Regions from separate parts of the Mus musculus genome. Here region 2 is linked to region 1. Evidence: chromatin loops called from intact Hi-C (ENCODE). Cell type or tissue: left cerebral cortex. All regions are shown on one strand.

Region 1 (8,000 bases):
GCTCTGAGTGAGGAGAAGACATACAGGGAGGCCACTTGTGCTGTGAACAGTTCCCCTGCCGGGCGTGGTGGCGCACGCCTTTAATCCCAGCACTTGGGAGGCAGAGGCAGGTGGATTTCTGAGTTCGAAGCCAGCCTGGTCTACAGAGTGAGTTCCAGAACAGCCACGGCTATACAGAGAAACCCTGTCTCGAAAAAAAAAAACAAAACAAACAAAAAAAACAAAAAACAAAAAAAAAAAATAGTTCCCCTAATGCTTCCGTCTAAAATTATATTTTTTATTTATTTATTTATTTATTTATTTATTCATTTATTTATTTATTTTTGAGGACTAATAAGATGTCTCTGCAGCTCTTGGCACTTGCTGTGGAAGCTGATGACCTGAGTCTGACCCTCAGGACCCACGTAAAGGTGGAAGGGGGGAACTTGCTCCACAGTCCCTCTGGCCTCCACACTTGGGTTTGTGTGTGCGCAAATGCTCACACGCACTCACACTAATAATAATAATAATAATAATAATACACAACAATACAGTCTCCGTGAGGTTGAGGGGGTCCTGCCCATCCCCTACATTACGGATTCAGATCACTGGTGCATTTAGTCTGGAAACAATCCTTGGAACGAATGATGACTCATTTAACAGAGGTACAAGGAAGAGCTGTAACCAACCACCTAGAGTACCACTCCTGCTGTGGTCCAGGCCCTGCTGCAGCATGCTGCTCTTGTGACCTTAAACAAGTTGGGATCTTCTCTGGACTTTGCCTAACTGTTCTGTAAACAGAGAGGTAGAAAGCCAGCTTCCCTGGATGCCGGGAGGGTTAAAATCTCTCTACACAGTGGATCACGCATCAGCAAACCTTCCCTGGAGCCCAGTAGCCAGCAGACCCCACATTATTTAGAAGTATACAGAGTCCCTGTTGCTCTCCTACCGCCCCACCTCTTAAGTTGGAGGAGGGGCCAGGTTTGGGGAAGACTGGCTGCCCCTTTGTGCACTGCACTCCCTGGGTGTTCAGGGAAGGGGTGGGGGTGGGAACAACTCGACATGTTCCATTGTAGTCCAAGATGCCTTATCCTCTCCATAGCAACCAGCAATCCTCTGCTGTGGAGTGGCTGGGATGGAGGGGCCCAGCTCAGAGCCTGGCAGGGAGGGCATCGGGTCTGGTCCAGAACTTTCATCTCCTCTGGGATGGAAATTAGCTTTCAAGTCACAAAGTCCCTAGCACCGCCCTTTGCTCAGTCAGCTCTGGGTAATCGTGCTTGTAGAGCCCCCAACTCTAGCTTCAGGGATCCCCAGAGATGGACTCTGCACACAGAATTCCCGGGGCAATGGCCCCTGAGAGCCTGTTGGAGTTCTGGGGAAATATACACCACTGTTTGCCAATCTCACAGACCATATGTGTGTAAGTGCATATAAGTCAATGCAGGCCTGCTGGTGTGTACCTAGTGGGTGAATGCAGCCATGTGCTATGTATATGATGATACACAGTAGGTTCATTAGCAAGTTCACCAGTGAGCTCACAGGGGAGACCTGGCATGTGCCTGTGGACACCTGTCCTGTTGTAGTATGTACCCTAGTCCCTGCCACACATCTGTGCAGCTGCCATGGGCATCTGTGTACTGCATGTGGAACAGATCCAAAGTGCACAGCCCAGAACCTCACGCCCTAATGTACAGACAGCCTGGAGTTGCCTGGTTTCTCCACCCTCATTTGCCTCAGGTACCAGCTTCTTCTAGGTCCCTTCCCTCCTCAACCTTCATTTGGTTTCCTCCCTAAAACAGGTCCTCGCTGTACCCAGGGTCCTCATCCTCCCCCTTTCCACAGAGAAGAGGCAATAACGGCTTTGTAGGCAGGCAGGGGGAATGCCACTGGTGGGGTTCACCTATTGCAGGGGAAGCCGGGCCCTCCCTACTGCCCTCGTAACTATAGTGACCAAGCCAAAGCGTCCTCCAGACCCCCCAGTAGGAATTCCAGGCTCAGTGTTGAATGCACTTGGACAAAGCCAATGTACTGGCTGCCTGGGCTGGCTTCAGGGAGCCCTTCCAGCATAGTTGAGGAATGCCAGAAACCTGCTGCAGGGACACACACGTATGATCCCGAATCCCTAGCCATTCCAAAGACCCGGAACAGCTCTACCGGTTGCCCCTCAAGTGCTGGCAGAGGACCCATAGAAGGGAGCAATGAGGGCAAGCTCTCCCCTAACCCTGGTTCTCTTCCCCCTCCCCTATCTTAATCTAGCCCCACCCACACCCACACCTCCCGTTGCCAGGAAAGGCCAGTTGAACATGCCGGACAACTTACAGCTAGTTCAGCGAGGACACAACTCTCAACAATCAATCCCCTCAAACAGAACGTCCACCCACCGGGCAACTTTACATGTCACCTGCATCCCAGGTCAACACGTGACTCCGGCAGACTCTATGGAGATTGCCTGAGTTTGCTGAAACTTCTCCAATTCACGCATTTCCATCTATCCCGGCACGCTTTCCCTAAGTGGCTCCTCACACCAAGATTCCCAGCTTTTCCCTCAACACACTACGCCACACCACACCAGCTCTCCCAGACTGGCTTCTACAGACCACACCAGCCCTCATCCTCCTGGCCCCACCGCATAGACTCCTCAGTCTGAAGCCTCCAGAACACTCCGAGCTCTCCAAGTGAGTCCCAAGACACCCGCACTGTCCCCACACTGTCTAGGGCCCGGGACACTCTTGCCTCTAGCATCACCATTCTCTCAGGCCAGCCCAGCCACGCTCACCCCCAGGCCCAGCCACACTCACCAGCCGGGACCCAAGGCAGCAGCAGCAGCAGCAGCAGTAGCAGTAGCAGCAACAGGGGGTAAATATCTCGTCTAGGGCCCCAAATCCTAGGCCCCACCAGCGCCATGGCAGCCGGCTCTGCCTGCCTGCCTGCCTGCCTGCCTGCGGGAACCCTCTGCTCGGCGGGCTCCGCGCCCCTGCGTCCCTCCAACCAGCACTGACGAGGTGGACAGAGGCCCGGCCCCTCCTCCAGCCCTCCCCCTCCGCCCCGCCTCCCACTGCTCCTCCCCGGACAGGATCCTCCCGGAGGGTCTGACCCACCGCTCCTCACAAACACCAGCCCCTTCGGAGGCCTCAGCTCCATCCAGGCAAGGCCCTGGGCCTGACCCTGGGTCTCAGTGCACAAGCCCTCTTGCCAGGCGGTCCAGTCCATGGGGCCAGCCAAGATTCCTGGGGCTTGTCCGACTACCCCGCAGTTTCAGGCCTGCCTTGCTTGAGCTCAGAAGCGCTCCCATCCGTCCTCACTTAACCTGCCCCTTCCACACCTGAGATAACAAGGCTCCTCCCCTCCTATCACAGGGGCTCCTGTCCTCGCTGCCCACTAGGTCCTACCCAGCCACACAGATCCTGTTCTTGTGACTATCAGTAAGGTAGTAACTGGGCCCCAGAGCACGTGCCCCCTGACTCCCTTCTATCCTTCCCACCCCCTCACCAGCCAAACGGAGCCCTTTCGTCTCCCCATTTGCCCTTGATCTTTGTCTCTGGTGTTTGCAACTTTAGAAATGTCCCTGCTGTCCAAGGCGGACCTTTCCGCTGAGTGGCTGCTCTACCGAAAATAGTGCTCCGATGCTGTTCCCACCCTTCTTCCTGAAAAGTCCTTCTCTTTGTCTAACCTCACAGTCACATGTTGCACTGGGTGGAGCCAGGAGTTCTCATCATCTCAAAACACACTGGCACATAAAAAAGCATCTCTTCTTCCATGGCCTGCTGCCCCAAGTGGGGCAGCATCTTATTTTAAAGGGAACTACCTTCTTGAAATGAGCCCCTGGCAGATGACAATGTCTGGCCCAGGTCAGTGATGGTGGATTCTGTCCCTGAAGGCTCTGGACTCTGCTGTGTCTGGCAAAGTAGCAATTGGGGGCTATGGCATGTCCTTGGAGAAACATCAGGTGAGACAATGAGCATCACAGGGTATCGGTAGCCAGCCAGAGGGCTGCTGGTTCCCCTGGGTCCCCAGAGCTCAGGAAGAGACTGAAACCATAGGCCTGGCTAACCAGCCCTGTAGCCTCTCCAGAATTAGAGGCCTGCCCTGTTTTCTGGGACACCCACTCCAGTTGTCTCTTGACCTGGAACTCCCATCGCTAATCTTGAGGAAGTCATGCTCCACTCTTGGGGGAGCACAGCTAAACATATAGGCACCTAACATGCCTGAATGACACGGAGTTTACTCGCTCTCAGTCTATTGTGTCTGTCATCTGTAAAATAGGAGTAACAGCTCCAGCCTCGTGAGACTTTACAGGGCAGTTGTGCTTTGCTCCAGGAATATGAATGGCGCCAAGAATATTAAATAGCAGGACCCTGGGGGGTAGCTACAGGGATGGGAGACAGGGGAGTGGGCTGTGAAGAGGAGCCAGGCAACAGACAGGGACTGGTTCACCCAGGAGCCCACCCCCAAGCACTAATCCCGAAGCTGCCACCTGGTGGTCCTTTGAAGAATGCAGTGGACAGAGCGCGCCTGGAGCTTGGATTGTCATAGGAGGTCAAGGAATTCAGGGATACATCTGAGAGCATGGAACTGACTGCTAGTGGTTGACTTGGTAGAACTAACACATCAGAGAGGAATACAGTGGTGAGGGCATAGATACCAATTCAAATCCCCAGCATCCACTTTCCAGCTCTGTAAGTCACTAAGTCTCTTAATGTCTCTGAGCCTCATTAACTTCCAAGTTAAAAAAAGGTGGAGGAGGAGGAGAAGGAGGAGGAGGAGGAGGAGGAGGAGGAGGAGGAGGAGGAGGAGGAGGAGGAGGAAAGAAAGAAAGAAAGAAAGAAAGAAAGAAAGAAAGAAAGAAAGAAAGAAAGAAAGAAAGAAAAAATAATAGCCCTCACTAGGTGGAACTGTCTTTTTTTTTTTTCATTTGTTTATTTATTTATTTATTTATTTAGGGCTTTTTGAGACAGGGTTTCTCCAGCTAGGTGGAACTGTCTTATGGATAAACTGTGTTTAAGGATTAAAGTGTTTGAAACAGCCAAGCAAGTGCTAGTTAAATTAAAAATGAGAAAGTAATTTTAAGCTATATGGATTTCAAATTGGAAATAAATTTATTGGCTACACTGGGGAACATAATGAAATAAGAAATTTGCTTCTACCCATAGAATCCTGGAATGTGGCAGACAGCTTTCAAGGCCACAAGATAAGGAGTGTGTCCTGTCACAATTCAAATGCCTGAGTACTTCTGTGGTAGGTATATATAATTTCCCCAAAGAACGATAGGGACAAGAAGCCATCTTTCTGCATTTTGTGTGGTGGTTGTATTTCTAGCACTTTCTATGTGTAATAACAACTATGGGAAATACTCCTTATTCTTTTGTTTGGTTTTGTTTTATTTGGTTTCGAGACAGGGTTTCTCTGTGTAGCTGTAATGGAACTTACTCTATAGACCAGGCTGGCCTTGAACTCACAGAGCTATGCCTACCCCTGCCTCCCAAATGTTGGTATTACAGGTGTGTGCCACCACTGTCCAGCTAATACTCCCTATCCCTAGGCAAGCCACTTGATGCTCTGAGCACTGCCCATCAAAAATATCACTCCAGGGGCAGAAGAGATGGCTCAGTGGTTAAGAGCACTGGCTGCTCTCCCAAATGATTTGGGATCAATTCCCAGCGTGCAAATGGCAGCTCACAATTAATGGGTTAAAAAGCCAGTTCTAGAGGATCCAGCACTCTGGCCTCCACATGACGCAAGAAAAATACTAAAAAACATAAAATATTTTTCATTTATCATTTGAAATAGCACTTCATATGAAAGGTCCATGGGCAATTACTAAGTTGGGTGGTCTGTGGGCTGTCCTACAAACAATTCACCCTGAGTCTAAACCCCACTCACAGCCAGAGGCACCCATGTCTCATGATCAACAAAAGACCCAGCAAAGGGCTACATTCAGAAGAGGGCTTACCTAGCATGGCTGAAGCCCTGGCTTCTACTCCTGACACATAAGCAGGGTGTGGTGGTGCACATCTGTGACCGAAGCGCTTCGGAGGCGGAGGCAGGAGGATTAGAAATTCAAGATTGGGTTCTGTGCCAGCTGCTGGAGGGGTTTTTCCAACTGGAAATGTTGTCTATTTTGTCTGTTAACCCTAAGCCCATGGTTAGCCAAAGCCAAGCTGTGCCAGTGGTCTCCTTCCCTACCTCGCAGCTCTCCTTCCTCCTCCAGTGAAGGTGACAAAGATGAGGGTAGGGGTTGCTTCCAGAAGCACCCACCCCAGCTCAAATGACAGGTCACCATGATGAACTGCTGACACCCTGCTGATGTTTTGCTGCTGGGTTCTAGAGTCACCACCCCAGGGAAGAGTTCAGATCCACATCCAGACTCGGTCAGAGCCTCCACAGGCCTTGCATGGACTGCAGTCACCAGTGTAGACACACCTGTCAAGGCTCCAGTGAGAATCACTCAGTTAGTCACTCTTGCAGAGAACTCTCTCATCTGGTGAAGAAGACAGACATACCGACAGAGCAGGAAGGTACTGACTGAGAGCCCATGGAGCCTCAAGGACAGAGACAAACTCTCTGGGGACAATTTTCCATGGGACTTGGAACCATGAAGTATGAATAGGAGTTTTTCAAGTGAAGAAGCAGAAGCTACAGCTGGATAAAATTTAGGCTGGGCGAATGTCAGTAATGACAGAGTCTGAGGACACCAGCATTGCCCAAAAGCAGAGTAAGATAAGAATGGGGTTAAAAGAGTGGGACTGGGGCTGGTGAGATGGCTCAGTGGGTAAGAGCACCCGACTGCTCTTCTGAAGGTCCAGAGTTCAAATACCAGCAACCACATGGTGGCTTACAACCATCTGTAATGAGATCAGACTCCCTCTTCTGGTGTGTCTGAAGACAGCTACAGTGTACTTACATATAATAAATAAATAAATCTTAAATAAATAAATAAATCTTAAAAAAAAAAAAGAGTGAGACTGTTGGTGCAGAGCCTGAAGGTACCAAAGAAATTAAATTTGGTCCTAGGGCCACTAGGGGGAGCCGAGGTAAAGGATAAAGCTGGAAATGGCGTGGTCAATTAGAATGGAAAGATTGTGGAAGATGTGTTGTACGGTAGGACCAAGAGAAACTGGGAGACGTCTGGGTTGAGACATTGGATGCCTTCGAGGGCTGGGGAGATGGAGACGGAAGGAGCAGAACCAAGAGTTCTGCTAGGTAAATCATGATGAAGGGGGTAGGGGCAGGCGGGACAAGGGTTGACTAGAGGAAGATGACAAAGATAAAGGACAAACTGCAGGTCCCTATTTAGCCACCAGAGGGCGCTTCAAGACAGCACAGGCTACACTTTTCCCCGAGGTACCTTCAATAGACTCTTTATTCTTCAGTGGGATTTGCATGTGGGGATTGGCCTTCCTGGAGTAAGGTGGAGGTAAGCAGAGGTCGAGCGTTGCAGGCAAATTTACAGCTTCCCTTTCTATCCTTCTCGCTGTGGACTGACTCACCAAGGTCGCCTCAGGGTCAGATCCAAGTAGTCCTGCTGCCCCTGTCGGGAGAGAAAGAGACTGCAGCGCCCCACATCGGATAGACTAGAGGAATGGGCTCTCCCTGCGAGTTCCAGAAAAAGCATAGTTGGGCGTTTCCCACGAGCTGCTGTATATACCCTGCCCCCACCTCTCAGTATTTCGGGTCTAGGAATGGTGACTGTTTGGGGCTGGGTAAAGTGAAAATACAGACTCTCCTAGCCCAGTCTGGTGAGAGAACCTCGAGTTGGTGAAGCTCAGGCTGTTTTTGGAGTCATGGCTAAGTGTCTCAGATCCAGGCTCAGTACAGGATTCAGTAATCCAGTAACTCAGCTGTTTAAGCTAGAAGTTATATGCCATTTGGGATTCTGAACCCTGCGCTTGCAGCTTAACATCCTGTGTGCCGGCCACCCGCAGGAGAACCAGCTTTCCCCAGCCTCCCCTCTCAGGCCTGCAGGGGCTGATGATGGCCAGAGAAGTGCTAGAATGCAGTGTGTCCTGTCGGACAGGTGGACA
Region 2 (8,000 bases), 200 kb after region 1:
CCGTCTGACTGTCTGTCTCAAGTTAGGAAGCTAGAATATTATTTCTCACTGTATTCAGTCATGAACAGAGTTCATTTATAGGATATCAGTATTAGGCCAAACCTTAATCCACAAATACACCTTATTATGTTAGCTGTTAAGTGCTAAAGCTGTATGTGTGTGTGTGTATGTATAAATGAATTTTATGCTTTACATTTCTTTCTATAGCAGTTTCTGTTCATCTCTAGCATTAAGGCTGCTGAAACTTTGTTCTCACACAGAACCTGCAGTTCATGAGGTCGGCTTCTGTTAAAGGCTGTACAAAGCAGAGCAGAGAAGTGCAGTGCACTGTAATCCTGTTCCTGCTGATGCCAGGTCCTTTTTCTGGGACCAGGGAACAGAGGCTATGATCAGTGCAAGTATCTTAAGTTTTCTGATGGAATTCCTGATGGAATTGGCCTTGTTGTAAATAAATACCCTACTTTGGAAGATAGTGTATTAACAGTGGCAAAAGTTATTAATTCATTTAGTAGTGTAATTATAAAATACTGAATATTTGTAGGTTTTTCAACACCACAAAATTGGTGTTACTTGAGGATTTCCTCAAGTAGCATATTTTCTCTGGCATTCGTGATGGACTGAACTTCGCTCTGGTTATGCTACTCATGTTCTGTCCAAGTGGGTGTTGAGAAGATGAGAAGCTCAGCACCACTGCAGCCCTGCTTTTGGCATCTCTATGTATAGTCCTGCAAAGAACTCAATGGGAAATGTAAACCCTGACTACATTCTTTCAATGGCAGGTGAATGTTACTGTTATAAGAAATCACTTGCTGTAATTGTCCTGGTTTTTATTTTTCACTAATGATAGGCGTCGAGAAGAAGAGTCAGTACTAAGTTTTTCTTCCCAAGCTGTTTGGAGCCTGTAACCAGGGACATTGTAAACAGAGTGACATGTGAAAGCAGCCTACTCTGAATGGTCTGCCTTTCATTTCCACTCTTTGAATGCCCCCTCAAGTCACCTAGAGATAGAAAGATGCCATGTTATTTAGCTTTGTTCTCTGCAACATCTGGTATCATACAGCTAGGCATCATGATTCCTTAGTGTGACTAGGAGGCTTGTGGAAGGAAATGGGTGGAGTGTCAATGAGAACAGCAGGCCCAAGTACCTGCTGTCATGATGAACTTCAGCACGGGTGTGTGTTTCTGTACCACCTAACTTACAGAGCACAGTACAGCTGATTTAAGATGAGTTCCCCCTTTTACAAAATAGTATTTTGCAAAAAGACTTTTTTAAGTAAAGAATTCATGTTGGGTTAATTATATAAATAAGTATCCTTTTCCACATACCACTATTTCAGTTAGGAGCTAACAGCTTCCATTAATGTTTGAAGTTTTTAAAAATAGAATTATAATATAAATTTGTCTTATGTAAGATTTACAGCACAGCTAGAGATACAGAATAGAAAACATATGAGAATCTGGGCCAAAGCATTTCTCTCACTCCAGCTCATTTCTGTGGAACTCGGATATCTCATGACTTTATATATTCAAAGCTTTTAATGGTACCTGTTACACAGCAAGTACTCTGTGAATGCTGACTCTGCTGTTCTGATCGAGGTGGGGGAAGGATGTGAGGGAAGTGAGACTATGCTGGTTAAGCAACAGGTGCATGGCCTGCTTAGGGCAGAGTTGTGCTTACTCCTTTGCTCACAGACTTGGCAGAACAGATTTGCCCATATTTGTGCTGCAGCAGTTAAATCAGCCAACTTGCAGCCCAGGGTTTGTAAATACTTGTTTAGGATTTATGGGTGCTTAGAATTTCACAAGGGCTGACCTTAGACCATCTACCTGCCAATTCAAGTTTCCTACCCATACTTTAGTAATAAAAAAATCTACAACAGCCAGAATCAAGTTTTCAAGGCTTGTGTGTTTGTTGGTAAAGAACAAGTTATTATAGGAAGCATGCTTAGGATGCTGTTGACTCATTTTCTTTGAGGAGTTCTTGTACCTTGTGTTATGCTGGGGCATTCGATTTCTTGTACCTTATTTCATGCTGGGACATTCGGTGGAACACATGTACACTCATCAGCATATGATGCCTTCCTTCTATCTGATACTCTTAGGGCATTACTATTCTATTTCTATCTCTATCTGTTTATCTACCTATTTGGATACAATTGGGAAGTTTCTTTTTATTACAAGGACAAGTGTGTTGATGGTGAAGTTACTGCTGCTCAACTGAGTAAAGGGCTTGTATCTACCATGGAAGTGCTGGCTCACACATGCTTGCAAAGACTTGATCACAGAAGAGGGTGGACAGGTTGAGTCCCAGGCTGGTAGGAGGTGAGTTATGTGGAAACATAGATTGAATTCCAAGATGCTGTAGTTTTAGAAAAAACTCTGGACAAGGATTAACTTTAAGGAGGCCAGCTGAAACTGTTGGTAGGTTCTTCATCTCACTTATCCAACATTTGAAGCAAGGTTCTTAATGTAGGTATGCATGCATACACATCAAAAAACAACCCCTGCCAATAATAACAACAATCTTAAAAAAAAACAAAAAACAAACAAACAAACAAAAAAAAACAACAAACTACAACAAAAAAAGCCCTGACCAGTTATCAGAGGAGGATCATGGCCTTTCTTCTTAGAACTTTACCATTTGTGTAAGTGGCTTTGTTGCCTCACAAAGGGGTGTCGTAAAGATTGCCCCCATTGCAGTGAAGAGGAATGGTTCACATCTTCTCTTTGCTGCTGCATGGCCATCAGTGGCACATCGCCTCAGCACAGTTGCAATTGGGATGTTGCTGGCCCTCTTCTTCATTCGATATTCTCCTTCCTAGTTTCCTTTATACAACAACTAACTATTCCAAGTAGTTCAGTTAGTGGCAGTCTTTGTGTAGGACTTAGGCTTGGCCAACATTTTGACATCATAACATATTGTCATCTACAGTGTTCATGTGACAACTGTATAAAATAACACTGAAATTGACAGGAACTATTTTGGGGTCAGGAAGAGCTATTTTGGAGTGTGAGTAGCAGATTTAAGAAGCCAGATTGGGAATGAGGAAGGAACATTGCTAGAATTGGTATTGTGGGCATATGTGGCACTGGGGCAGTCTTAATTCTCAGGCAGCCCTCCTGGAGGTGCTGTTATTTCTGATCTAGACATGAATCTAATATTCAGGGTTAACTGCTAGAGACAGGAATGAATCCCATCTGTTTTTTGTACCAAAGCTCCTCTCTGCTCAGCAGGCTACAAATTAGAAGGCAGCAGCGAAAGCTGGCCTGATTTCTAGGCCTCCTGTATTAAACATATTTCTGAGCAGAACAGAATACAGGGATTTTTGCTTCTTGGGAGTGGGGTGGGGTCACTGATGATAAAAGGATATCTAACAAACAGAGAATGAAGAGAAAGTGGACTGTTGAACAGAGGAAGCTTTTGTGTCGAAAGCTTGTTTTGTTTGGATGAAGTATCAAGAGACTGGGATACCTATTTTCTAATAAGTTCTTCTTCCTGGGAATTTATTCTCTGCTTGAGAAAGGTAATGATGGAGTTTGAGGGATTTGCTCCTGGGATCTGGTATAAAGAGGTAGACCTGGTCAGGTGTAGTTAAGGTAGGTAGCCCATCAAAAGACCCATGCTGAGCACTTGACAGTTTGGAATGTGAGTCTTTCCTCCATCTTGGGCCTAAGGTTCAGTGAACATTACTTGAGAGCTGCAGGCTCTGTGGATATATTTGCTTCTCACCATGTTGTTTACAGGCCACTTCCCAATTTCATAACCAATTGCTTAGGGGCAGGAAGATGTGGGGATCCCACCTTGCCAGAGCTCTTACCATCTTTGCCAACTGACACTTTTTCTGCAAAGCATGCTGTGCTCCATTGGGAAATAGGAAGAAAGAATCTTATTCTAACCAAGTTCTAGAGCATCAAAGTGTGAAGGAATGAGAGGTCTGGATGGCACGCAGAGCACTGCAGAGCCCTCTCACTTTCTGTGGTCCATTTCTAGCTCTAAAGAAATAGTGATGCAAGGAATATTGTTTTTCATGGAACTAAAACCCCAGAGGTCTTTGCAAACCACCCTGCTTGTTTGTGGCAAAACACTGTGGCTTCTAATTAGTGAGTATTGAACCACACAGAGGAAATTACATCTCTGTGCTGCTCTTAGGGTTAACAGAAACTCTACTAGGAATTGGCTTTGAATCCTGTAACTGAAGGACTTAGAAGTTTGCTCTTACTAGGAAAGGGCCTTAAGTAAAGTGACTTTACTCAATTACATAGTGCTTGGTGGCAGAGTCCTCATGCTCTTGAATATGTTCTGCTTACCTGGTCCTGTGCATTCCTCACTACCCTGCTTCCTTCTCAAAGGCCATTTAACTCTTCTTCTAGACTTTGAGACTATACAGTGTGTGCCTTACAAAATGGAATAAACAGAAACCAATGCAGCTCTTCTTTTCCCTTTCCTGTCCTAGCTCATGCTCTCCCTGGTTCCTGTGGAAATGGCACAGTGGAATATTTATAGTCTTGTGCTGTTACCAAAACTGTATATAATGAAGTGCAACTTAGTGGATGCTGCTTGAGAGATCCTGGGCTTTTAGAAATGTGGTCTTTGGGGGGAAGTTGGCTAGTCTGCATGTGCTTATTTAACCAAAGGATCATCCTCACAGTGGTACTTTCTGGAGCAGTCTCACACAGGGATCTGCTTTTTTTTTTTTTTTTTCGAGACAGGGGTTCTCTGTGTAGCCCTGGCTGTCCTGGAACTCACTTTGTAGACCAGGCTGCCCTTGAACTCAGAAATTCGCCTGCCTTTGCCTCCCGAGTGCTGGGATTAAAGGCGGGCACCACCACGCCCAGCTAGGGCTCTGCTTTGTAGGATCTGTCATACGTACTTTAGTCTACATTAAGAAAAATCATGGATATCCTCCTTTGAGATGTTAAAACAAAAGTATGGAGAATGTCACTTGAGGAACTTAGAAAGGCTTACATCACTTGGAAACAAGATCAAAGGACCAGGATGTCAAGGCTAGTGAAGGGGTGGCCTTAGGCAAACCTGAATAAGTCTTACCGGTTATTTTAAAGGATTTTATTTACTTGTATGTGGTTCCAGAAGGGTGAAGACAACTATGAGTAGACAAGTGGGCATTTTGATGTGAAGGTGCCACATGAGGGCAGGTGAGGTGCTTTGGAAGAACAGAAGGTAAGAAGTGTACTGTGGGATGTGATAGCATATGCTGAAGCTATGAGCTGCCTTTGGTGGTGCATGAGGAAGACTGAGTTCATGCCAGCCTTAGCTATGCAATGAGAAGCTGTCAAAAGCCACAGGATGTCCATTGTGATCACCTGTGACAGGACTGGGAGACAGTGCTGGGAGTAGCTTCTCTTTCTTTTTCTTTTTCCTTTTCCTTTTCCTTTTCCTTTTTTTTTTTTTTTTTTTTTTTTTTTGAGACAGGGTTTCTCTGTGTAGCCCTGGCTGTCCTGGAACTCAGAAATCCACCTGCCTCTGCCTCCCGAGTGCTGGGATTAAAGGTGGGAGCCACCACTGCCTGGCTTCATTCTACTTTGTAACCCTCTATTTGGCTCTGCTCAGTGTTGGGAATGTCACAAGTTTTTCAGCTTAGGAGGATGGCCATGTATGTGTAAGGTGCAGGAAAGGGAGAGAGTGCATGGCAAGAGGTGTGAGCAGAATCAGAGCTGTAGTGGAATTGCTAAAGCCAGCTGTTCTGCTCTTCCGCTCATAGAGATGCTAGTCCTGGCTTCAGGATGCCTAATAGACCTGTTTTCAGTTTTGCAGACCACTGGGAGAAGACGCAGGTGGGTGAGTTGACTTACAGCATAGGAAGTGCATAGAGCTGAGTCACAATTGCAGTAGCCCTGGTCCAAGTCCGCAGGCCTTTAGATGGGACAGCACAGAGCAATGAGGGGATTCTGGAAGGGTCCTTGGCAGGGACATCTGTGAGCAGAAGAAAGTGCAGCCTGCTAGTCCTCATGAAATGCTTCAGCATGGTTAGTAGGGCGAGATGGTAGGTGGGAGGTATTTCCCAGAACCACTGTTTGAAGATCCCTGGGTGCTGTGCCCTTTGTGATTACAATTCTTCAGTGTGGTGAGAAAATTGTGAAAGAACATCCAGACAGCCAAGAACCTTGTTGTGACTGATGAGAAAGGGGCTGTTGCCATGCCCAGATAAGGATGAAGGGATTTGCTTGAGTTGTAGTAGAGATGGGGTAGCAGTCTCTTCATAAGCAGATCTGATAGATCTCTCTCCTATCGGAGAGAGTGGTGCTGCCTCTGACCAGGAAGGCAATGGTAGTGTTTATAGCCACTGGGGTGGAGCAAGGGCTCAAAATGGACTGGGTAGTTTGATGCCAGCCAGTTGATATCTTTACTCTTTTTTTTTTTTTTTTTTTTTTTTTAAATAAGGCTAATTCTGCCCATCACAACATGATAGGTATTGAATATTCCTTTATACTGGGGTCTGTCTTTTTGCTTTCATATAGATTTTTTTTTTTTTTAATTTTAAAGATTTAGCCTGTAAAAGGGCTAGTGCCTTTTGGGAATCAGCATCTGTAGAGTATAGTCTTTAGCCATTGGAAAGGTACATTTTCTTTACAGAGTTTCTTACAGAGGAAAAAGGTATGTGGTTACTGAAAGATTTACTCTGGGCTTTAGCTGTGAGTTAATATCCATCTAGCCATGTCTCCTGGGTGTTATGGACAGGAAACCAGGTGGGAATCACAAGGAGGTGTATTTTTTTCAGTGCTGGGAATGAGAGAGTGTCACGCTTCAAAACTAGGGCCTTGTACATAGTAGGCTGTTACTTCACCAGTGAATGAATCAGGATAGATTTCTGCACTATTGAATTTATGTACCTCTGCTGGGGACTAGACTGCTATTATTTGGAGGCCTTAGGTCAGATCTTTGGAAAGGTTAAAGGTATTTGGGACACCAAGTCTGTCAGTTTTTGAGCAGTGAGAACTCCAGGGACATACAGATATCACCTTCTCATTGGTTACAGTGAAAATCTTTTGGCAGCCCTCCTCCTATCCTATGCCGATAGCCTTTTCCTTTCCAGAATCCTTCCATAATTTACTCACCACACTGGAGAATGGTAAACAGCTGGATGGATGGATGGGAGTGAGCATGTAGGGCACATAGTTGCTGTCACATTCTAAACTCTGCCACTGTAGCATGAAAGCACCTCAGAATGGTATAGGCATTGGTGAGTGTGGCTGTGTTCAATCACATATTACTTACATACCAAAGTGAGTAGGGCTCAGGAAGGTCCATGATGAGCTCCAAATGGAGGGAAGACATTTGAGTGGGGAAAGCCCAAGGGAGGCAGCAGCTATGTTGTTAGACCTAGAGGGACTATGTGGTTCCTCCCAGAAAGAACAGCTCTAGATGGTAGAGAGGTTGTGTCCCAGCTACAAGTTTTTGTTTTCAGAGGCACTTGGGCTAGATTGGGGCTGCTTGGGTGACAGGCTGAGGGGCACAGATTATTCTCTAGGTGGTGGGTAACGTGACCACAGACACATTACATTCAATAATGTCGTTCTGATTATGGTAGACCAATGCCTGGAACTACAAATTACACTTTTCTGCTTAGTATGGACTAGATGTGTAAGGGCTGAGGTGCTCTTAGAATTCTGATGAAAAGTGCAGTTGGAATGTTGGAAGGTTTTCTTGCCAGGATGACTTAGTGATGAATGAGTGCTGTTACATGACAATTTCACTAACAGTGTTTCATTGCCTTGCTCTTTTTTTGTATCCAGGCCAATTTGGGTTTTGGGCCTTGGTGTGCAAAGGAAAAATTGTGAATGTACCCCTGTGTCCCCCCCCCCCCCCCCACACCCTTTAGAACCAAATCACAGAGCAAGAAAGCTGTATGTAATGCAAACTCACTTAAAGCCAGGCCTTGCAGCTTTCTACTGAAAGTTGAGTGCTGCCCTGGTGCATCCTGGACCTTGAGGGCACCCTGCTCTCCTCTAGGTAATTTCCTCAGGGCAGTTTTTAGCCAGGT

The links. A loop is a pair of places that touch in the nucleus more often than their neighbours do. Peaks named below come from ENCODE experiments on the same cell type or tissue, not always from the same donor. Only the 100,000 strongest peaks of a DNase experiment are listed, where the experiment ranks them.
Region 2: it touches region 1 in a loop (3-fold over the local background); 13 of 42 quality-filtered maps call a loop at or near these places.

What each region holds. Positions count from the first base shown.
Region 1 is chr2:37,771,224-37,779,223 of GRCm38, reverse strand. Crb2 (crumbs family member 2) reads right to left here and starts at 2,975. Exons shown (of 13, transcript NM_001163566.1): 1 at 2,778-2,975. The coding sequence starts at 2,883. In left cerebral cortex, CTCF peaks have their summits at 4,457 (motif pointing left), 7,016 (motif pointing right) and 7,269 (motif pointing right); DNase peaks (open chromatin) are centred at 4,449, 7,040 and 7,244; H3K4me3 peaks cover 649 bases; H3K27ac peaks cover 817 bases.
Region 2 is chr2:37,572,010-37,580,009 of GRCm38, reverse strand. It overlaps Strbp (spermatid perinuclear RNA binding protein), which reads left to right. Exons shown (of 18, transcript NM_001379315.1): 18 at 1-8,000. It also overlaps a transcript of Rabgap1 not described here. Among named protein-coding and RNA genes, the nearest start is that of Gpr21, 59 kb to the right of the region's middle. In left cerebral cortex, no CTCF peak of the experiment used is centred here; DNase peaks (open chromatin) are centred at 3,051 and 4,436; H3K27ac peaks cover 1,660 bases.